Linked DNA regions of Mus musculus: region 1 is linked to region 2. Evidence: chromatin loops called from intact Hi-C (ENCODE). Cell type or tissue: left cerebral cortex. All regions are shown on one strand. Links, peaks and the distances in the headings refer to the core of each region. The heading gives the core; the rest is flanking DNA. Region 1 overlaps Pus10 (pseudouridylate synthase 10). Region 2 overlaps Papolg (poly(A) polymerase gamma).

What was found. Peaks named below come from ENCODE experiments on the same cell type or tissue, not always from the same donor. Only the 100,000 strongest peaks of a DNase experiment are listed, where the experiment ranks them.
Region 1: a loop joins it to region 2, with 2.8 times the contacts of the local background. A loop is called at or near these places in 17 of 42 quality-filtered maps.

Annotation. Positions count from the first base shown.
Region 1 is chr11:23,673,378-23,685,317 of GRCm38, reverse strand. The region is part of intron 4 of Pus10 (pseudouridylate synthase 10); the gene reads right to left. Among named protein-coding and RNA genes, the nearest start is that of Pus10, 13 kb to the right of the region's middle. In left cerebral cortex, for the core only: a CTCF peak has its summit at 5,898 (motif pointing left); DNase peaks (open chromatin) are centred at 2,779, 4,680, 5,906 and 9,152.
Region 2 is chr11:23,872,664-23,884,603 of GRCm38, reverse strand. It overlaps Papolg (poly(A) polymerase gamma), which reads left to right. Exons shown (of 22, transcript NM_172555.2): 6 at 490-543; 7 at 2,310-2,421; 8 at 4,641-4,730; 9 at 8,146-8,284; 10 at 10,057-10,129; 11 at 10,694-10,814; 12 at 11,292-11,376. Among named protein-coding and RNA genes, the nearest start is that of Gm12061, 16 kb to the left of the region's middle. In left cerebral cortex, for the core only: no CTCF peak of the experiment used is centred there; no DNase peak of the experiment used is centred there.

The DNA.
Region 1 (11,940 bases), core at 2,114-10,113, 200 kb after region 2:
TATAATATATTGACACTCAAGTGTCTAGATTGTATATAAATTCCATTAACTTCCAAACTAATAGAAATTCATTTGTCATATTTTTCTCCATACTACTCATAAAAGTATTTGTGAAAACACTTGTAAAACAACAGCAAACAAATAAACAAAAAGAAATAAGGAAAAAGAGAACAAAAGAAGAAAGAACAGAAGAAAGCACGCACACACTCTCGCAAGCATGCACAAACACACGCGCGCACACACGCACACACACACGCGCACACACACGCACACGCACACACAGGAACCAGCTAGAGTTGACAGCACAGATGAGGTAGAGAAGGTAGAGCACAAAGGGCCTGGGAGGTAGATTACCTGTCAGGAGTAATGGGTTCTGAACTCTCTGGTGGCAGGATGACTATGGTAAGAAATAATATATATTTCAGAATAGATAGAAGGGGGCATTTTTAAAAATGTTTGTGCCAGAAAGAAGTGCTAAATATTTAAAACAATGTATTGATTATCCTGATTTGATTATTACACAATGTAGAAATACATAAAAACATCATATCTGCCCTGTAAGTATAGACAAGCATGTGTCAAATCAAAATAAATTGAAAAGAGGAAAATTATAACCACAGCACTACATATCAATATTCTCAGAAAGAGAAAAGATTTTATTTGTCAAACAAGAGCACAGACTTATTTTTCTAAAATACATACACTCAAAAGGTGGCAAAAACTAGAAAATAGGGGGAAAAAAACTTAAAGCATTATGTATTTTTTAAAAAGTCTCATAAATTATGTTAAGCAAAAGGCATGGCATACAGGGCATTATGGCTGTTTTATGTGAGGCTTAGATCAAGCTCCAAATGCTAATCCTAACAGCAATCTCCTCACACACCCAAAGGACAGTGCAGGAAGCTGCTACTGCAGGGACAACGAGCACTTATTCAAAACTAGAAGAAAACATTCTATTCCACAGCAGATCCAACCAGTCAGTTCCCACCAAGTAATCCCTGTTTTCTTTCTATAAGGCAATCACTTAAAATGGGAGAAAATGAGAGGGCTCATTGCCTAAGGGGGTGGACTAACTGTGCAGAGCACTCAATCCCACCTCAGGCAAGTTAAAGCTGCTTGTAACTCCAGCTTCAGGGGATCCGACCTCCAGCCTCTACAGAAACCCACACTTGTGTGCACATATGCATGATTAACAAAGTAAGAATAGGGCCAGTCATGGTGGCACAGGCCTTTAATCCCAACACACAACAGGTAGCGAGACAGGAATATCTCTGAGTTCTAGGCCAGCAAGGGCTACACAGTAAGACCGTGCATCAAGCCAAACAAATAAATAAAGATCTTTAAGATGTGAGAAAGGGACTGGAGAGATAGTTCAGTGGTCAGGTGTATATGGCTGGTCTTCCAGAGGACCTGTGTTCAATTCCCAGTGGCAGCTCACAACTCCAGTTGTGACTCCAGTCCCTATGACGTCCATAGGCACCATAGCAGGCACATGTGGATGCCAGGGGTCAGCCTGGGCACTGCTCCTCAGAAGCTTCCCACTTGTTCCTTTGAGACACACTCTCTAGTTGAGACCTGGGACTCGGTAATTAGACTAAGCTGACTGGCCAGCAGGCTCTGGAAACCCTCTTGTCTCCTCCACCTCCCCAGTGCTGATATGACAAGCTCACTTTATCCAGTGCTCCTGGCTTGGCGTTTGGGTACCAGAGATCTTTTTACATGGCCATGGGGATCGAACTCAGGGCCACAAACTTGAGGGGCAAGCACTTTATTGACTGAGCCATCTCCCACATCTTTAAATTATTTCTCTTGTTAAGATATTACAAGAGCCCTTGTTTTGTTTAAAAACAGACAGAGAGCTAAGGATTCTTTCTCTAACTTTAAAGATATCACAGTTTTTGGAGAAAGTACCAAAGGAGGTGCATCTGCCCTAGAAACAACCCGTGTTTAAAATCTTACCAAATCACAGCGTGGGCAGTATGGCAAGTGGCAATTACAAGCATTCTCTTTGGGATAGGCTAGTTCAGAGTTCAGAGTTCAAATCCTAACTCTACTATTCATCAGTAATGCAATCTTCAGTTTCAATTTCATCACAGAAAAATGAAGACAAAAGCCCAGCCTTCTTTGAGCGCTGTGATGTCTGAGTGAGATTGCCTATACAAATACTCAATAAACAGCAGTGCCTTACATTCATAAGTTTATCTTGCTAAAAAGACATAGTTTATCTCCTAAAAAACATAGTACTCATGTAGCTGTGTTCTATGTGACCTATGCTTTACTGTCACTATGTATGACTCAGATACAATTGTGACAGAATTACTAAATCTAAAGCAAAGCGATATTATTCAAAACAAAATTAAAAAAAAATAAAAGATGGTTGACATGACATTTCTGTCATTCAAATCAGAAATAGGAAGAGCCTAAATTAGAAGTTCCTTTTTTTCTGAAACTTAGTGCACGAGGCTACAGTCCTAAAAGTTAATGTACCCGAAAACCATATCATAAGGCTCTCCACAGCTGGCAAGTGGCCGTGTGCTAATGTGGTACCTCCAACAGAGACACGTTTAAGGGATTTGCTTCTTCATGCTTTCCTTTAAATTCTATACACCGCTGATTCCAACTATAAGTTCTAAAGATGCTGTGTGATGAATCACAGGTATAGAAACATGCAAATCAAAACAGGAGACTTCACTGTTTTTAATGCAGCCTATGCATACATTCACACAGTGAAAAACCATAGCAACCAACCTCTTCCTTCTTGCTCTTTCTCCACCTATACCAGCTGGAGGCAGGCCAGTAAAAAAGGCAAGCTAGAAAATAAATATATGTCTTTAATCATTTAAAGCACATGCTTGACTATGCTTTCAACTGCATTCCTGGATCCAATATACAGTACATTTCCATGGTGGTCCGGCCCTACTTAACCACTGCTGGAATTAGTACAAAGTATAATACATGTGTAAGAAAACACCCTAGTGAAGCCTAGGGCTCTGTATACTTAACATGAATTATAAAAACAATGTGAGTAGTTAAGAAAGTTATTCTGTAACTAAAATGATCAGGTAAAGTCAAATACACAAAATTTACAGGTTGAAGAGATAACATGGCTTTACAAAGTGTTATGAAAAGAGCAGGAAAACACATTCAAATTCCCATAAACATAAGATGGGACGTCATTTGATCTCTATGAGCTCAGGGCTTTCTTTTTCAAATGAAGATGTGATGGCTAGGCAAGTGGTCACCATCCTTAAGGATGGAAAAAACTTACCTTTTTGCCGATGCACACACTAGGGCTACATTAAACTTGAAGAGGGCCACTGAAAAAGTTCAACAGGTACAGGCACTTGTCTCTAAACATAATGGCCAGAATTCAATCCCCAGGGCCCACATGGTAGGAGAGAGCCAACTCCCAGAAGTTGCCTTCTGACCAGTACATATGCACTATGTCATGCACACATGTACACTCATACATGATGAATAAATAAATAAATGTATGTCATACGAATTTTAAAACAATTGGCAGATGGCTTGGAGGGTAAACGTTTACTGTGCAAGCCTGGCAAAGTGGGATGGATCCCTGGAGCCTATATAAAGGCAGGAGAAAACTGATGTTACAGTTGTCCTCAGACCTCCACACACTGTGGCATGGGCTCCCTCCCCCAATACAGAACACACACATACACAGGAACACTGAGAATTTTCAAATCATTTAAAGAGTGACCATCGAAGGTCACTTTTTATGTGCTAAGGTCAGGAACTCACAGACTTTCTTGCAGTCATTCTCAAAAGGTAAGAACGGGTTTGCACCTGGAGAGGTGTTCTCTCCAGGGCTGTGATAAATCACAACAATGTACACATAACTATCATCCTTTAAATTCAATGCCAGGAAAAGCTAGGGAGCCCTGTTCTACGTGACTAGGAAGGTGTCTTCAAGCCCTATGAGTCCATGACTCTTATTTGTGTGTGCATGGGCATTGTGCATGCCATGGTGTGCATGCTGAGGTCAGAAGACAATTTGTGAGCACTGGTTCTCTCTTTTCCACCATGTGGGTCCAAGGAACTGAGCTCGGAGCTTTGGACTTGGGGACTCGTGTTAACTTGATGAGTCACCTCACTGGCTTTTCCATGTCTCTTAAAAGTGCAAAATTGCATATGCTGGAAACCTCTTGGAGTCACATCTTACAGAAAGATGGATTTGGATGGCTGCATAAACATACTTGTGTGCTATGAAGGTTTTTAAAGTTGTAGCCTGGGGACTGGAAAGATGGTCCAGTGGGCAAGAGCACTTGCTGTTCAAGCAGGAAAAAAGAGTTCAAATCCCAGGCTCCTAATTAGGAGGCCAACTGTGCTGCATATGAATGGGTAGCCCCAGTCCTGAGGAGAGGGGGGAGACAGGAGGCTTGTTGGTGCTTGCTGGTTGTTATCTAGCTTCAGATTCAATGAGAGGCTGTCTCAAAGCTATAGGGCAGGGAGTTAATGGTAAGACACTCAAAACCCTCCTCTGGAGTGCACTCACAGGCTGTGTGCAACTGCACATCACACATAGCCAGCCGCTGCCCGCAAGGCCGAGGAAGTGCCTGTCAGCAAAAACGCTTGCCACCAAAAGCATGAAGACGTGAGTTTGATCCCCAGTACTCATGCAAAAAAGCCAGGCCTGTTAACTTACAGTGGTGACAAGTAGGTTCCTGGAGCTCTGCCTAGCCAGCCAGCTTAGTCATATTGGCAAGCCCAGGTCAGTGAGAGATCTGTCTCAAGCTCCAGAAGAATTCCAAGTTGACCTCTGGTTCCTGCACACGCTAAGGCAAACTTTAAACCTGCCTTTCTAAGTTCAGAAAGCACAGCAGAACAAAGGAGATCTTTAGTGTGTTGTATATCTAGGAGGGGTGTCTGCCATACAAATTTTAAGTTGAAAAAGCATGGAAAATAAAGAGAAAGGAGAAAATCTAACCGCTGAATCAGAAGACAGCCAGCTCAGGCCTACACACACATTACTATCTTAAACAAGTGGCTCTCTATAGTTGCAGTTGATCTGAGAACTAAACACAACAGAAACCACAATCGCTTAGAAGAAGTAAGGACATTAGCAGAGAGGGAGACTTTACCTAAGAATACAATTCAGATAAAGCCAAGGATCTGTAAATGCATGCAAACTTTGAGTATGTGCTTCTAGCTCTCCTGTTCTTCACTTGCTTTAATATAGGGTATCACTGCATAGCCTGCATAGCCTTGAACTCACGATCCTCTAAGCCTCCTGAGTGCTGGATTACAAGAATTACACCATGCCAAGTGAGTCTGTGCTTGCTTAGGACAAAGGAATTCATTATTTTCTTCAGATCCTAAATGAGATCAACGGATCCAAATTGGTAAGACCACAAATTAAAAAAAAAAAAAAAAAAAAAAAACATTTAAAATATTAATTTATGAAATTTTTTTAAAATATAATTTCTTAAATTAAAGAAAAAGTGCTGCTGCAGAATTGGTAATTTTATTCTTACCTAATTCAGACTATTTAATGCAAAGCATGGAAACAAAAAATATATTTTGAGCCAGGTGTGGTGGCGCACGCCTTTAATCTCAGCACTAGGGAGGCAGAGGCAGGCAGATTTCTGAGTTCAAGGCCAGCCTGGTCTACAAAGTGAGTTCCAGGACAGCCAGGGCTGTACAGAGAAACCCTGTTTCAGGGAAAAAAAAAAAAAAAAGAAAAGAAAAGAAAGAAATATATTTTGATCTGACAAACAAAACTCCATATCATACTGAACATTGAGAAACAGGGTGCTTCATATGATCAGAGTAACATTTATGATGCAATATAACTCATTTAAGGTCACTAGGGTGAACAAAGGGGTCATCATATACTAGCCATAAGATGGAAATGAACTAAACTGATGGTACAATATCGCCCTCTGCTGGACTCAGCTGATACAAGATAAACCTCAAAGAATGAGCAAGACTTCCCAATTTGGTCTGGGGCATCCTTGATAATCCTTGTCACACAGTGGCTTTACAGAAGCCACTCCTGAGAGCAGAGCAGTGGCTGTGGCAGCAGAGTCCACCTGGATCACATCACAGGAAGGAACCCGAACAGTGCCGCAGGCCCAGGACACACAGTCATGACTGAGGAGGTCACAGGCTACAATGGGGAGCTGTCACTGTTTCATTAAACAGATATGTGTCTCTCAAACTGATTTCCAAACATTTGTGTCTATGCCCAGACTGCTGCTCTCAGCTTCACTAATGGGAGGAAATGTTCCCTTTGCAATGGGAGAGGGTTACTGCATAAACTCACCAGTTAAATTTCTGAGAATAAGTGTCTATTGTGTGGTATAGTACCCAAGGCTCAGCCAGACACAGAAGATTGTAACCAAACACTTACATTGCCCCTCCCCTCCAAAGTCCCAGGAACATCACAGCAGAAGGGGCAGGAGAGTGTAAAAGTCAGCAGAAAGGGAAGCATGCTGTGTAGCCATTTCCTCTGGGTTGAAAAGTATCCTCTCATAAAGGGGTAGGACACTCATGAAGCTCCTGGAACTACAGGAGGGCTGGCAAACATCTCAGCAGCTGAAGGGATTTGGGGCCAGGCCAGACAGCTGATCTCCAGTACTCACATATTCTAAGGAAAGAACGAACTACTGTAAGCTGTCCTCTGACCTCCACAGGCACACTGGGACGCATCACACACACACACACACACACACACACACACGGACACGGACACGGACACGGACACGGACACTCGCACACAAATATTTTAAAAGAAACAGTAACTTCACAGGACTCCAGGAAGCTCATAAAAGTTACAAGACTAATGAGGTTCCCCACCAGAGATTGGATGAAGAGCACACAAGCCAGGAAGACAAGAGGCTCTTAGGCAAAGAAGCTGGGCACAGGCTGTACTGGTATTGTATGAAGCACCTCTCACAGGTCATCCTGTTTGTGGAGGTGGCTTTTCAGGAACATTGCTGCCTGAGTCGCTTACAATAAACCCAATAAACTTCCAGGCTTACCAAGCTCACAGACTGGAATCATGAATTTGTCATTGTCTTCTTTATCTGAAGTGAAAGGATGTAGACTCCCATGTGAAGTAATGCAACAGCATTAAAATAGAAGGGCTTCTTAACTCCCTGCTGGGCTTTAAGAAGATCATCTACCAAGGGAGGATGCTTGAATCTCACTTAGAAGAGGAAATAAAATAGTCACAATAGGCAGATGGAGGGAAGGGTCTGGGAGGGAGAGGGGATGAGGAAGGGAATGGGATCAAGTACAGGGAGGAACATGTGGGGTGGGGAGTGGCCAAAAGGCCATGAGAATAAATGGAAATCTGCAAATGATGGAGGCGGGGGTCATCTCCAGGATGTGACAAAGACCTGGGATAAGGGAGGCTCCCAAGAATCAATGGGGGTGACCTTAGCTGTGACTCACAGAATTGGTGGAATGGAACCTGAAGAGGCCACCTCCTGTAGCTGGGTAGGAACCTCAATGGAGGGATAGGGACACCAACCCACTAACCCCAAATTTATCCTGTCTTTAAGAAATGCAGGGACGGGGGATATAGCAGAGACTTTGGGAATGGCCAACTAATAACTGACCCAACTAGAGACTCATTCTAGGGGCAATCACCAATCCCTGACACTATTAATGATACTCTGTTATGTTTGCAGACAGGAGCTTAGCATGGCTGTCCTCTGAGAGGCTCTACCCAGCAGCTGATTCAAACAGATGCAGACACCTACAACCAAATAGTGGATGGAGCTTGGAGACTCTTATGGAAGAATCAGGAGGAAGGATTGGGGTCCCAAAGGGGATAGGAACTCCACAGGAGGACCAACAGTCAACTGACAGGGATGGACCCTTGGGGCTCTCTGAGTCTGAACCACCAACCAAAGAGCTATATGGGCTGGACCTAGGCAACTTGCACATATAGAGCAGACATGTAGCTTGGTCTTCATATGGGTACTGAACAACTGGAGTGGGACTATCCCAAAAGCTGTTGCCTGTCTGTGCAATGTTTTTCTGGCTGGGCTGCCTTGTGTGGCCTCAGTGGGAAAGAAGCCCTGCAGAGATTTGACGTGCCAGGGTGGGGGGATACTCAGGAGGAATACTATCCTCTCAGAAGAGAAGGGGTGCAGGGAGGGGAGGATTGTGGGATGGAGGGGATCAGCAGGGGGAGGGGGCAGTGAGTGGGATGTAAAGTAAGTGAGTGAGTGAGTGAATGAATGAATCAATAAATAAATAAATGGAAAAAGAAGATGATCTTTCTTTCATGTACCTCAGCTTGGTGGCTTTCTGTCCTTGGTTTAATCTGTGTCAAAAAATATATCCATTCTGGTAAATTCTTTGGGATGAGAATTATATCCATCTTGAGCCTACCTTCTGAACATAAACTAACTTGTCTTTGTTCCTTCTAATGCACAAACCTCCACGTAAGCATGGCATTCCAAGAACAGGAGCACTAATGGAAGACAACTGTCACCTTTTCATCCAGGTGGGCCGAAAGCCAAACATTAGCCACCCTGTATCTGACCCCGTTATCCAATTGGCTTACTGTCTCTTTAAGCAACTCTAACTACCACTCCAGAGGCATCTCTGCAAATACATTACGTCATTCCTTTACTTGGCAACTGCTTTTTAAACTCAGGCATAAAAACTCATGTTTATTCTTATTAACTTATTCTTAAACTCATGTTTATTCTCATTAGCTCATGTTTATTCGTCCTTTTAGACTGCTCTTGTTCATAAGCTCTACTGTGAATTAACTGCAATAGCCAACATGCCTGCTGCACTCTCAACCCTGTGTCATGTAGCCCCTAGTGAGGTTCACATACATCTTCACTAGCATAAACTATGGACAGAAGAGAGAGGAGAGAGCCCTGAAGCACATCAGGAGCCTCCCTGCAGTTCAGTGATGGTGTGTTCAATGTGCAGGTGCCCATCAAAGGACCTCTGTGTCCTACTTTTGGAGACTAGGATTTGGGAAGACAGAAAGTGAAGATGCAGCATCTATTCTAACGTCTTCCCTCAATGGAGTTTCACGAGGCTGAACACTGTCCAGCTTGGGATTAGTCATCCATTCACTCTTTTCGGATACAGACAGTCCAGCACAATCCAGTCAGTTGTAGTTAGGCCCTGCCATGTTCCGGCCACTTTCAGGAAAGCATTTTGAGAGACTGGCCATGCAGGGGGCTGCGAGGCACTGCCAAGCTCTACCAGCTCACTCCATGCTTCAGACATACTCTGCTCGCAGCAAACTTGTCCTTCCTCGAGCTTAGTGCCCACGGCTCACCCTGGAGCTCCTGGTCCAGAATCTCACTGTGCTTTGCGGCTGAGCTTGCCAGCTGCTAATTTTCAGAATTAACTTACTTACTTTTGGGAAAGGCGCACTTTGTCTCCAATCGCTTGGAAAATATGCTGCCTTTTAACATCCCTGAGGATAATGAGCAGGTGCAGGCTGTTTTAACTCTATCTTGAAATATAATTTTTTTTTAGTTTCATGAAATGATTTATTTTATTTTATTTTTAGTAATTGCCAGTAAATATTCTTCAAGGTGGGTAGCAGGAACCCAAACATAATTATGTCCTATTCCATACCTACTATTGCTTTCAAAGAGTCAATTTCATGTCACTTCAAAGCCAACACATCTCCCTTTGAACTGGGTGACTTTGTACAAGAAAAAGAGAGAGCAGCAGGAGGCATAGTAGGGTATACAATATGATATTCTAGTCCCTCTTTCTCCTACATCTCCCCCACATCATGGGGTCTCAGACTGTGACATGGCCAAATCTATGGGGATTCGTATGGAGGCAACCTTCTGCTCATATGTCTAACATGAGATGCTTTTGAAGGGAAGGAGGGAAGATTACCAAAATGCATTTTGGTTCTGCCTGAAGGCGCCAGCCTCTGTTGTTTACAAAAGATGCTATGTAGATGATACACGAGTTCAGTCTGAAATATAACTATTCACGAACCCAGAGGACTGAGCCCATTTAGGAAAGCGTCACTTTGTGGAGCCAGAACTTTCACTCTTCTCAGAATGACTGTTCTACGTGTTTGTTTGTTTGTTTGTTTTTGAGAACGATCACATTTTCCCTGACAGAAAGGCCAAAAGCAAAGCAAGACGTTCAGAACCCACCTTTCTCTCCATCTATCATCAGTGTGCATCATTCCAAGAAGGCCTGTCTCCTGCTTCATTTGTTTCCTGTCCCTTAGCAATTCTTTACTCTCTTAGTAGTTCACTGTAGGGTCTAGTTTTTTTGTTGCAATTCTAACAGAGCTGAGCCTCCCTCTTATATTTGTACTAATATGACTCTATTTTGGCTTATATTTTTTGTAACTGATCTTAAGTTTGTGAAATAAAACTTGATTGTTCAATCTGGGCAACACTTAACAAGGAGTTCATCGGGCCACTCATTACAATACTTTAAGCTTTTCAAAATGAAAATTTTTAAATGCACATTCCTCCTCCGATGCCCTCTCTCTAACTTAAGATGAATTCAGGATCCTCTTGTCTTTGGCATAGACCGAATTCCTCATTTTTACTCTTTTAAAACTATTTAATGAGACAGGTTTTTCCTATATAGTCCAGGCTGACCTCACAGCAACCATCCTGTCTAGTTTCCCAAGTGCTGAACTTATAACTGTGAATCATCATATCGGCTTCCCAATTTGGGGGGCAGGGGAGAGAAGGTTTCAAGACAGAGTTTCTCTGTGTGGCCCTGGCTGTCCTAGACTCGCTCTGTAGATCAGGCTGGCCTCAAACTAACAGAGATCCTCCTGCCTCTGCCTCCCAAGTACTGAGATTAAAGGGATACACTACCACCGTAAGGACCATGCCCCCCAATCCTTTATGGGGATTTTTCTCTAAACTTCCTTTTATTGGTTATAATAATTTGGTTTGAACTAAATTTGCTTTCCCTGAACTTCCTAAAACTTATAACATACCTCTTAGGCAGATGCTTATGCCAGTTTTTTTTGCATTGTTTGAAATTCACCTGTCCAAAGTTTACAGCCCTTCTCCCCACTTGCAAGAATGGATATATTTTTTAATTCTTCATTTTGAGCAGGCAGGATGGTTTAGCAGGTACAGGAACCTGTTGCCAAGAATGATGACTGAGTTCAATGCCTCAGGCCCACATGGCAGAAAGACAGAACCAGTTACTGCAAGTTGTCCTGACTTCTACACAGGTACACACACACACACACACACACACACACACACACACACACACACACACACACACGGATATATATACACACAACTAAAACAAAATAAAAATGTAAAAAAAAACCCCAAAAACCCTTAAGAGTATTAATTCCTCAACATGCAGTCTTTGTAACAATGGCACTGGTGAGTTTGCTGTTTAGAATGCAAATTCCTAAGCCCTACCTGACCAAATACATACAAATCTTTGGGATGGTGCTTGGGAAACTTCAGGCTAGGCTCAAATACCTGGCAATCCTCCTGCCCCAGCTTCTGGATAATGGAATTACAGGCAGGAGCCACCTTACCTACCTATGAATAAACCTTTTACATGCTAAAAGTTTAGGAACCAGTATCTAGGAGAAGACACTTCAAATAAAAAGTTCTCAAATTATGTCCTTTTAGCTCAATGTGATTTTTGTATATGTAGCCTTTTAGACTGTGGGTGACAACCACACCTGGTATCACATAGCAGAAGGTAGAGGGGTCACGAGAAAAAACTAATAATGATAAAAGGTTTCTGAATGTGCAACAACCAAAATTAATTCAAAACCACCTGTGCAATGAATCCGAGGCATGTCTAGCCACTCTTGCTCATGTCCCATCATGCAACACTGCAGCAATATTCCCAGGATGGCCTCAAATTCCTTGCCACCCCGCTTCCACACCCAGTACTGAGGTTAAAAGTGGGAGCCTCTGTACCAAGTTTACATTCCCATTTTTGTTTGGTGTGTTTTAGAAATTA
Region 2 (11,940 bases), core at 2,546-10,545:
ACTTTCACTGGTCAGTAAGCCCTAGGAATGGATCCTCCTACTTCCTCCCTAATGCACTGTTGTGCCCTGCGTTAGGATCTGTGGATTGAACTCTTGTTTCATGTCTGCAGGTCAAGTTCTGAGCCAGCCCCTACCATACTTGTTTGATAAATATTTTTTTAAAAATTTTACACTACTGCTTTTGAGTCTCATGCATTCCAGGCTCAAATTCATTGTGTAGCTAACAATGACCTTGAACTGTTGATCTGTCTCCTGAGTACCAGGACTACAGGAGTGGGTGACCATACATTTTATACTTAATACTTTTTGTTAATAATCAATTTTCAGTTAAGACTTCAGATATGATATCAAGATAACAACAGTTCTGCTTTAGCATTTCTGACAGATATTCTTAACAGGATAAGTTAAATAGCAGGCACAAATCTGTATGACCTAAATAAAAGGCTAACCCGTGTGTGTTTTTTGTTTTTTTGTCTTCCTCTTTTATAGGCTGTAGAAGATGCTTTTGTACCTGTTATAAAATTTGAATTTGATGGTATTGAAGTAAGTGTTTAATATATTTTTAATTGTACAATTGAAATATTTAACCTGTTAGTTTTGTTTCAAAATCAGACTTAGCATGGGCACATTTTATTTGGTTTGGTTTGGGTTTGGGTTTGGGTTTGGGGTTTTGAAATAATCTCACTAGCTGACCTCCTGAGTGCTTGCCTGGTACTAACCACAGTTTAAAGAATTTAATAGTAGTCTTTTCACCTTCTTCTTGTTTCTCTTGACCACTCATCAATGGAAAACTTGCAAACCTCCATTTCTTTCCTCATGCTTTTTGTACACCACCTTTCTCATTCCTATAATCATCGAAAATAATTGCACTATTATAATTTTGTTTGGAGCAGTGTTGTATTTACAGTATCATCTTAAAAACAGTTTCAAATCTCAGTATTGATTATACTGACTTACTACAATTCCTTTGCCCTATAACAGGTTTTTCACTTGGGAGTTAGTGACTGTTCAGTCGGTTGTTATACTTATGTCTAACTTACCCAGTCTTCTATGGTTGTCATAATCTCCTTTAAGCTAAGACTTAATCAGCATCTTGAGGGCAAGCCCGCTGGGTCTTCGCCCTGTTCTCAGCTGAGTGTGGCCCATCGTTTGTGCACAGCTGTCATCCTGTCGATCTCACTATGATCTTCATGGAAGTTTCTCTCCCTACTCTAGAATTTCCTTCTTTCTTGATATACTACCATCTTACTGGAGCTCAGCCATTGAATGCCGAAATAAGAATTTGTTTTCCTTATCTTGCATGCTTAAAAAGCACTGAATCCATAGTTTTGCTGAGTGCATCATTCTAGGTAGGAAATGATTTTTTACATCCTCAAAGGCCTGCGTTGTCTTGTGGCCTCTGCTGTAAAAAAAGCATATTACTGTTTTGACTCTTTCTTTGTGTAGATGGTCAGTTTTGTCTCTTGTTTTATTTAGTTGTTTTAGTTTTATTTTGTCTTTATACTTGTAGAATTCATGATGATAATATGCTTTGGTATGTGTTTTTAACTGATATGCTTGGCATACAATAGTCTTTTAGAATGAAAAGGCCTTCAGTTCTTGGAACTTTTATTGAGTTCTTTTGGATTCCCTGCCTTTATTTACACACAGGTCTTTTTTAATGGAATCCTAAAATTTGTATGTTGAGTCTCCAGAGAACAGCTTTCTTTAAAAATAAATAAATAAAAGCACACACATTTTTCCTTTACTTAATTAACCACATCTTAATATTTTAATTCTTCTTCTTGTTTTTTCCCTGTCTTTCAAGCTTTGTAATAATATCCACTACCCTGTTTTTAGTTTCTAAAAATACTAATTATATTTTCTAAATGTTCTTTTAAATTTATCTATGTATTTATTCATAGCTACCTGTTTTTATTCCCCAAATAAAATGTTTAAATCTTAGGTCACTGGGCCTGTTAGCATTTGCCCGTGTGCTCTCCAGCCTCCATGACTTTTGCTGATGTTTCTATTGTCTGTTTCCTAGTGGATTATGCCATAAACTCTAAGAAAACTGAACCCAAACCAAAACATTTCCCAGTATCTTAGTTGAGTTTCAAGAGAAGTAAATGTGTGTTGTATCTTCCATCTTTATTTCAAGATATTCAATGATTGCCCCATATTAGGTCACCTACATAGGCCTCCTGATGTTTTAGTAGACTATCCCAAACTAATAATTGGAACTTTTTATGTTTGGAGTTAGGGTCGGGGAGAATGGACCAGGAGAAGTAAGTAAATCATTCTCTTTTCTTTTTTATCTCTTTCCAAAGATTGATCTAGTCTTTGCAAGACTGGCAATACAAACCATATCAGATAATTTAGACCTAAGAGATGACTCTCGCCTGAGAAGCCTTGATATACGGTGCATTAGAAGTTTAAATGGTAAGTTCCTATAAAGAAATCTTAGATTCCTGCTTGAAAACAGTTTGGTAAATAGGGCCTGTAGTTGTAGACAATTAATTGATTAATGTGCTCTAAAGATTGTCCTGGCAGCAGAAGTTCCTCACTACCTGCTCCAATGTTCTGGATTCCCTAATGAAAGACACAAACACAGCTTTATATTTTAATATGCTTTAATCAGCTCAATGGTGGAACTACTTCCAAACCTCCACATGGCTAGCAATTCTCCCCTTTGATATTCCTAAATTATTACTTATTAAAACCTATATTCCATCCTGGCTACCCTGGCCTGCAACCCTCCATTACTCTTACTTGTTGGCTGTCTCTCTGTCCTGCACTTCTCAAGCCTAATCTTTCTGCTTCCCAGGCATGGTAGTTCTATCCTTTCTTCTCTCTCTATCCCCTTGCTGAGAATCCTAAAGTCTTGCCTCTCCCTGCCCAGCCATCACTGGGCTCCTGCAACTTTATTTACCAATCAGAACCAACCGGGGGCAGAGACCCTCAGCATCTTACATGTGGGATTCTTGTGCAGTTTGGGGAGCCCAGTTACCATAATACAAGCATTAAACCAAATCCACAACAAGAGCCCTTTTATGGAATTGTTAATGGACTATTTTAAAGACTTGAGCAAACTAAAAACCTAAGAGCAGCATGGAGTATAGCTCAGTGTTAGAGCACAGGCTTAGTGTGCTCCAACACTGCATTTCATCACCAACAGCAGAAATCTTAAAGTCCTGGTTTTCTTCATAAAAATAGTATGATTAATTATTTTTAAATTCTTGAAAGATTATGTTTAGAGTTGTGGTTCATAAACATATTGGTCTCAGAAGGCCTGTAAACCTAGAAGATTTATTGAGAACTCCAAAATATTTTTTCATCTGGATTATATGTCAATATTTATCATATTATGAATAAAAATGTTTAGAATATTTATAATTCACTAGAAGTAAAAATCAATTATAAATTAATAATTTTATATATAAGATGGTCTTTTTTCCAGATTACCCTATCTTCTTCTATAGTTAACATATTATCTAATATCTTGTTTTTATTAAACTATAAAAAGAAATAGGATTATTCTATCACATTAATATCTAGTGATCTCGTCCTTTTGCCTTTGCCTGGCTTTTTGTTGTTGTTGTTGTTATATTTTTGGTTTTTGGGTGTTTGTTTTTAACTGTCATACTCTGGCTATTTGGAAAATGTTAGTTCACAAAGTTATTTTTATCTTCAAAATGTTAACACAGATTTCATTATAAGTGGGTTTTAAATTATATTGATTAATTAATATTAGCACCAGAGATGCTAATATTAATGAGAGTCTTTAAAGTTTTATAAGCTATCAGGTTCACAATAGTAGATAAAAGTGATTTATAACTAATTTAACTTGAAAGCTTACCTCTTATCCACAGTAAATAGTATCATTGTTTTCCTTGAGGCAAGGAATTTAGTTTATTTTTCAGAGACTACTGAATGCCCAGTTGTGTAACCTTTTTTATCTTTAGTCATAATTTCAAGCAACCCAGTATTTGTTGAAAATAAGGCTATTTTAGCATGCAGCTGAAATGATGATACACCACTTTCCTTTTGGTTGCTTTTGTTTAACTGGGAGCCTATGAGAGTAGTGAAGTGTGTTGTACACTTGTATACTTTGTTGCCACTGCTGTGTTTGACCTCTAAGGTAACACTGTAGTTGTCAATGCTCCACCAAGGCAAACGTTAGCACACAGTGAAAATGGTAAGGAATGATAGAGGCTTCTTAAAAAGTAGGTTTACCCTTACAGGTTCTTCAGGTTTAAGAGCCAGTGATCTATAGGCTCCTTTCTTTACACTGTTGTTTGTTTGTTTGTTTGTTTGTTTGTTTGTTTGTTTGTTTGTTTGAAACGTGGTTTTTCTGTGGAACTCACTCTTAGACCAGCCTGGCCTCAAACTCGGAGATCTACCTTCCTTTACCTCAAGAGTGCTGAGATTTAAGTCAAGCACCACCATACCCAGCTTATTTTATTTTATGTGATAGTAAATTACACTTCTTTGTGAAAAGGTTTCTATTAAGAAAATTTTATAACTTGGAGACATTATGATTAAATCAGATACACAGGAGACCCATCTGTTTTTCAGTTGAGAGTCTGAAGGTTAGGAGACCATTTGAATTAACTGAGTTTTAACGCCTTAGTGAAAAATCAATGTTTTGTCTTTTTCAGGATGTAGAGTTACTGATGAAATTTTGCACTTAGTGCCAAATAAAGAAACTTTTAGACTCACCCTAAGAGCAGTCAAATTATGGGCAAAGCGTAAGTATCCCAAGTCCTTTATGTGTCTTTTTAAATTTTCTGTTGCCAGTAATTGAAACACATATGAAAACTCTGACCTTATTGATGTTGTTGAGGGTTGATGGTCTGTAAACTTAGAAAAGCATTACACCTGTTCTCAGGTGTAATGGTTTATGTGTGTCTCTCTCTCTGTATGTATGTGCCTATGTATACATACATATATACATATATATGAGTGTGAGTGTGTTTGTGTATAGCTTATAAAATGCCCTTTGCCTAGTTCTGATCTGATATAGGACATTCTGTATTATTTATCACTATAGTCAGACAGTGCTTGACGATGGGGAGATGAGGGCTGAAGCAATGGCTCAATGATAAGACCACTTGGTACATGGTCTGAGTTTGAGTCCCCAGCACACGTGCAAAAGGTGAGACATGGCTGTGTGTGCCTGTATCAGTAACGTCAGCACTGGAGAGCTAGAAACAGGAGGGTCTCTGAGGCTTGCTGCCTGCCTAGTACCCTAGCTTCAGGTTCATTGAGATAAAGCTCAAGGGAATCAGTGAGGGAGAGATAGAACAAGATACCCAGAGGCCTCCTCTGCCCTACATGTGCATGTACCTGTATACACATGGTCAACAAGACTAGATAATCTCATACACACGATTTTAAAAGTAAAATAAGAATGATGATACAGTCTGAAAAATGAATCAATAGGTGATTTTGTACCTATGAAACAAATAGAATGTACTCACATACACGTAGTTGGTACAGTCTACCGTTTATCTCAGCTTTGTGGAAAGCTATTGACCCTAAACTGAAAACCTATATAAAGCCTTTTACCTGAATAATGTAGGCCTTTGTAACACAGTGCTAAGTACTTTCATATAGAAGATACCTAGATAAAACAACATATAGCAAAAACACAAAGTATGGTTTAGATGAGAGACATGATAAATGGAAATTGCTGAAGGCAGAGTTGATCTTAGTGAGTCAGCGAGTGATTGCAGATGTTTGGGACATTAATATCCACTACTGTAGACTTTATGACTCACTGACTTATAAAAAGTGTTTTCTTTCTTCAATAATATATTTAACTTACTGTAATTTTTTAAACTTAAATTTTAAAAAAAATTTAATTCCTTTGTAATAACACAAGTTGGGCATGGTGGCAAGCCAATAATTCCAGTGTCCAGTAGACTGAAGTTGGAGGGTCACATATTCAAGACCAGCAAAACTTTGTCTTAAAAAACAAAACCCATTTATGCAGGCAGGAATGATGGTTTCCACCAATGTTCCCAGGTACTCAAAATGAGGATGATCACTGGACTAGCTCATGAATTAGAAGCCAGCTTCCTTTCCAGTCCAACATTGCTCTCAATTTTCTTGTTTTTTTTTTCTTTCCTGGTGTTTCCTTTTCTCTTACCTCTTCTTCAGCTATGCATTTTTTCATCTCCATTATAATGAATTTTAAGTGACTGCCATTATATATGTGGTTGTTCCTTGACTGACATCATTACTTGGCTCATGACTATACTGAAGCAACTAAGGAACTGAATTTTTAAATTTGTGTTTTATTTCATTGGTATTAAAATTGAATGATTCCCAAGAAAGGTAAAATAATGTTCATTTAAAAATCTTGTCACAGCACTATTACTGAGGCTATGGAGCACTCACAAAATTGGATCTATCATGACTGCCCTCTGAAAGACCCAACAAGTAGCTGAAAGAGTCAGATACAACTATTTGCACCCAACCAATGGACAGAAGCAGCTGACCCCTGTTGTTGAATTAGGGAAGGCTGAAAGAAGCTGAGGAAAAGGGTGATCCTATAGGAGGACCAGCAGTCTCAATGAATCTGGACCTCCGAGATCTTTCAAACACTGGACTACCAAACAGACAGCATACACTAGCTGATATGAGGCCCCCAACACACATACAATAGAGGACTTCCAAGTCTGTGTTCATTCAGAGATGATGCACCTAACCCTCAAGAGACTGGGAGTTTTGAGGTCAGATGGGATGGAGGGTGGGGGCATTCATGTGGAGACAGGGTGTGGTAGGAGGAGGTGTGGGATGTGGAGCAATTGAAGGGTGGGAGGGGAGGGGCGGGAAATGGAATATGGAGTATAAAAAATTAATTACAAATAAAATTAAATTTTAAAAAATCTTGTCACATATATCATATTCCTAATAGCTAAAAGAGTAAACACAAGTCACATATTCATACTCTGATGAATGAATATAAAAACATGGCATATCCTTGCTGTCAGATACTGTTTTGCAATAAAATGGAATGCAGTACTGGTAAATGATACAAAATATATGAATGTTGACACCACTTAAAGTATGGCAGAAGTTACCCAAAAGTCAACATGCATAGGCTTTGATTTATATGAAGATGTCCATAATTAGGAGAGATGTATAAGATAGAAAGTAGGTGAGTGGTGGTTTAGGTCTCCAGGTCCAGAAAAGGGAGTGGTGTGACTGGTTGGGTTTCTTTGGAGATGATGAACTATCCTAGACATGGTTGTGGGGTTGCACAACTCTGAATATACCAAAAGGTGTTAAACTGTATAGTTTAAATGAATCAGTCTTACGGTGTGAAGTTTGCGGGGAAAAGATAGCCATGTGCTGCTTGTGGCCACCATATTGAACAGTGGAAGACTTAAATGAGTGTTTAAGCAGGTGATTTTTGCCTGTGGCCTTAAATAGGATAATGTAATTTGTATTGAAAGGATAACATGAACAATTTATCTCTCTTTATAAATCAAACACTGTATTTTTCAATTTTACATGCATAGTTTTTATGTTTAAATGGCCAAACTGACATTTTTGTAGGATTTACCCCTTCTTTGTGTGAGACATAAAATAATAGCACATTGTGTAATAAGGGCATATTAATATTAGGCTTAATGTGATATGGTAGTAGTTTTCCATAAATTTTTATAAAAATATCATTTCACAGGTAAGTCTAATATCATTCATATATTCTTCACAATGGGGACTTATCCAATTTCTATGAAATCCTGATGTTTGTTGCCAATTTTGTGATTGGTTTTTAAAATACTCCTCATGTATACAATTGTTAGTGAAATGTTCTTTCTTACCTACTTACGTCCAGATGTCTTTCCTTCTGTTTATTTCTCTCTTTAACTCCAGATACTTGGGGGGAGGTGGGGACACTTAGGAATAATTTCAGTAGAATTATTCAGGATGGTTGGTGGTAAAGCAGGGAACTGAGGTCTTTGTATGTACATTAGGGAACAGGGCAGAGAGCCAGAAGTAGAAACCAAGGTTTGCTGACCTACTCTGAGCCTAGTGTTTGGGTTCTGCTAATCATTTCACTTTTGTGTTTAGTTTTATGAATGAAGTTATCCTGTTGTGTTTCAAATATAATAGATCTGAATAATAATTAACAAATATTCGTATTTCTAGGCCGTGGTATTTATTCCAATATGCTGGGATTCCTTGGTGGTGTCTCCTGGGCAATGCTAGTTGCCAGAACTTGCCAACTGTACCCAAATGCAGCAGCTTCAACTTTAGTTCACAAGTTTTTTTTAGTTTTTTCCAAATGGTAAGCATATATATTTTGACTAATTGTTAACTTCTATGAATGTGTAAAAAAAACTTTTGAAATTTTAAAAACTATAGCCAGGCATAGTGGTTTCTGCCATGAGAGCTTTAAGTAGGGCTATTGCCATGAGTTTGAGGACAACCTGGGCTCCATTGTCTATTTTAGTACTGGCTATAGAGAGAAATCTTAAGGAAAACAAACCTATGCATAGATAACTGTGTTGTTTTACATTCATTAAAAGCTTTAAGATGTATTTATCTGAGGATGGGACAGCCACATGACACACTTTCCTTTCTTTTTATAACTGATATATAAAATTGTATATACTTATGAGGTGCCCACGATATTTTGGTAGTGTACATTATACAGTCAGATCAAGGTTAGCATGTGTGTCTCCTCAGACCTTAACCTTTTTCATTTCTTTTTGGTGAACACAGTCTCTTAGCTTGTTGAAATCCATAGTACAACTAACATTACTTATAGTCATCCTCCTGTGCAACAGAACACCAAAACTTACCTACTTTAATATCCATTGCCTGACATTGTCCTCTCCTTCTCTATCCTGGTCTCCGCTAGCTACTAGTCTACTTCCACCTTCTATGAGGCCAACATTTCAGATTTCTCTAATGAGTGAAGGAAAATCCTGTGCCTTGTTTATTTCAGTTAATGTCATGGCCTCCAATACCATCCATTTTATCACAAATGACATAATTTTGTTGTGGCTCCTTGGCTGTCCCTCCCCTCCCTTCCACTCCCCACCAATGTTTTGGAAAAAGGCTTTAACTGTAGCCCAAGCTTAAATACAACTTGAATTCCTCTTTCTTCAGCCTTCCAAGTATTGGGATCACAGATGTGTACCACCACACCTAGTTTTGACTCTTTTTTTTCCCCCTTTTTTGATTTTATTTTATGTATATGAGTGTATTGTTATATCTGTTCAACACTTGTGTGCCTGGTACCTATAGAGGTCAGAAGAGTACATTAAGTCCCCTGGAACAGTAGTTACAATTGTGAGCCCTCCATGTAGATGCTGGATTTGGGCCTTGGTCCTCTCGATATTATTAAGTTATTTATTTACTTTACATCCTAATCACAGCTTCTCCTCCTCCCTCTCCTCAGAAAAGGGGAGGCCTCCCGTGGATATCGACCAGCCTTGGCAATGTCAAGTTGCAGTAGGACTAGGCACATCTTCTATTAAGGCTAGACAAGGCAGTCCAGTTGGGAAAAGGGATCCAAAGGCAGGCAGTTGAGTCAGAGACAGCCCCTGCTCCTGCTATTACAAGTCCCACATGGAGACCCAGCTGCACATCTGCTCTATATGTCTGTCCCGTGATGCTCTCTGACAATCAGTGCTCATAACCCCTGTACCTCTTAAGTAAGTCAGCAAGGCGGCACTTGAGTTTGTGAATGAGCCTTATCATAGTAACAGCCCCATACCATAGATTTGGGCTTTGTACATTAAGCTCACCTAGGAAAATGGAGATGATAATCATAGCTGCTTCATTCATGTGCTGGTATTTTTAGCAAATGTTAGTTTTAGTTATTGCTGTTACTATACCATCAGAATCAAATCTGTAAAAGCAGATGAGAAGGGAGGTTCAGGTTGCTTTAACTAACAAAAGACTGGTTGGCGTTTCTGAGGAAGGGCAAATAAACAGACTCTTCCTTGTACATTGTACGTTGTCATGTGAAGATTGGGACAAGTTAATACTTTTAATATTTTTATATGGCATCTGAAGTGTTTGTGAATTAATTTACTTTATTCATGTTAGGGAATGGCCAAATCCTGTGCTGTTGAAGCAACCAGAAGAAAGCAACTTGAACTTGCCTGTCTGGGATCCTCGGGTAGGAAAATTTATTATGGAATTTTATTTAATCATTTAGAAGTTGGACCTTTCTCTAAATCGTAGTTCAAATGTTATGTCATTAAAAATTGTTCATATAAGACCAGATAAGTGGTTGTATCAAAACAGTATCATAATCCATTGTAAAAAAACTGATTCACAAGTAGTTGCTTATAATAAGGTACTGAAATATATAAAAATAATACTTTGTAGTACAGCTTAAAGCAGATAATTCTCACATAGCTTCCAATTTAATAAAATAGGTACTTATTTCTATATAAATTTGAAGATAATGTCTCTAGTTATTATACTTCAATAATTCTGAAAAACTATTGCTTCTAAGTTGCATCATTTAATAGCTTTACTGAGGAAAAATTCTGCAGAATTCTGACAAATAAATATGTCTGACTTCAGGAAGAAATGCAGTTCAGAAGAGAAATATACTTCCTAGAATTGAGAGAGTTTAGTATTAAATTTATATTTCATATTCTTCATAATTTAGGGGAAATAAAGTGAGGACTACTAAATAGAAGAATAGGTAATTATTCTGCTTCTAATTTCATAGGTAAATCCGTCAGACAGGTATCATCTTATGCCAATAATTACCCCTGCCTACCCACAACAGAATTCTACATATAATGTGTCTACATCAACTCGAACAGTAATGGTAGAAGAATTTAAACAAGGTAAATATGCTTGGCCCTGTTGTCCCTTACATATTCCCAAGATTTTAGTAGACAGTTGTATTCTGTATTGGTAGCTATTGATTGTCAGAATTCTGTAACCCTTAATTCTTTTTAAAACTTCAAATGCTTTCCAAAATAATATTAATCCTGAGTTCGACTCCTAGCAACCTCATGGTGGCTCACAGCCATCTGTAATGGGATCTGATGCCCTCTTCTGGTGTGTCCGAAGGCAGCTACAGTGAACTTCTATACATAAAATAAATAAATAGTTATTTAAAAAAAAAAAGGCCAAAAATTGAACCAGTCCAATATGGTAGAATTTAACCTTTATGTTCTCAGAAACAGCATTGTGTATTTACATTTTCTAAGTCAAGCACTTGTTGGGTTAGATGGTTTGGGTGGAATGACACAAAGCTAGGCACTTTTCAAAATTAGACCTAGTTTCTAAAAACCCATTGTTTTTTTCTTTTTGTTTAGGTCTTGCAGTTACAGATGAAATTCTTCAAGGGAAATCAGATTGGTCCAAACTATTAGAGCCACCAAATTTCTTTCAAAAATACAGGTATCTAAACTTTTATAATTTTGTTATATATGTATCTGGGGAAAAATAACTTTTTGTCATATTTATGATTTTTGTTTGTTTTTTTTACATCTTCTATTTTTAAGGGGGTTAGGTTGTGTTTGCCTGTGGGCATGCACGCACATTTGGAGGACAGGACAACTTGCAGGGGTTAGATCTGCCTTCTGTAGACTGTGTGGGTCTTAGGGATCAAACTCAGGTCAGCAGACTTGGTAACAAGTGCCTTTACCTGCTAACTCATTTTGCTGGACCCTTGCTTTGTTCTTAAGACAGAGGCTCACTCTGTATTCCAGGCTGACCTCAAACTTACTTTGTAACATAGGTTGGCCTGGAACTCATGGTGATTCTCCTGCCTGATGAGTGGTAGGATTTTAGGTGTAAGCCAGCACATGTCCAATAGGGCTTTAAATATAGAAAGCAAATTATGATAGGTGACAGTGTCTCACATTGCTTAAGCAAGGTAGAGAATAGGCAGTAGAAATCTTGAGTGGTCAGGGCCCTCAGTCTAGCAGTGGCTAGTCTAGCATCAGTGATAGTTGTTAAAGT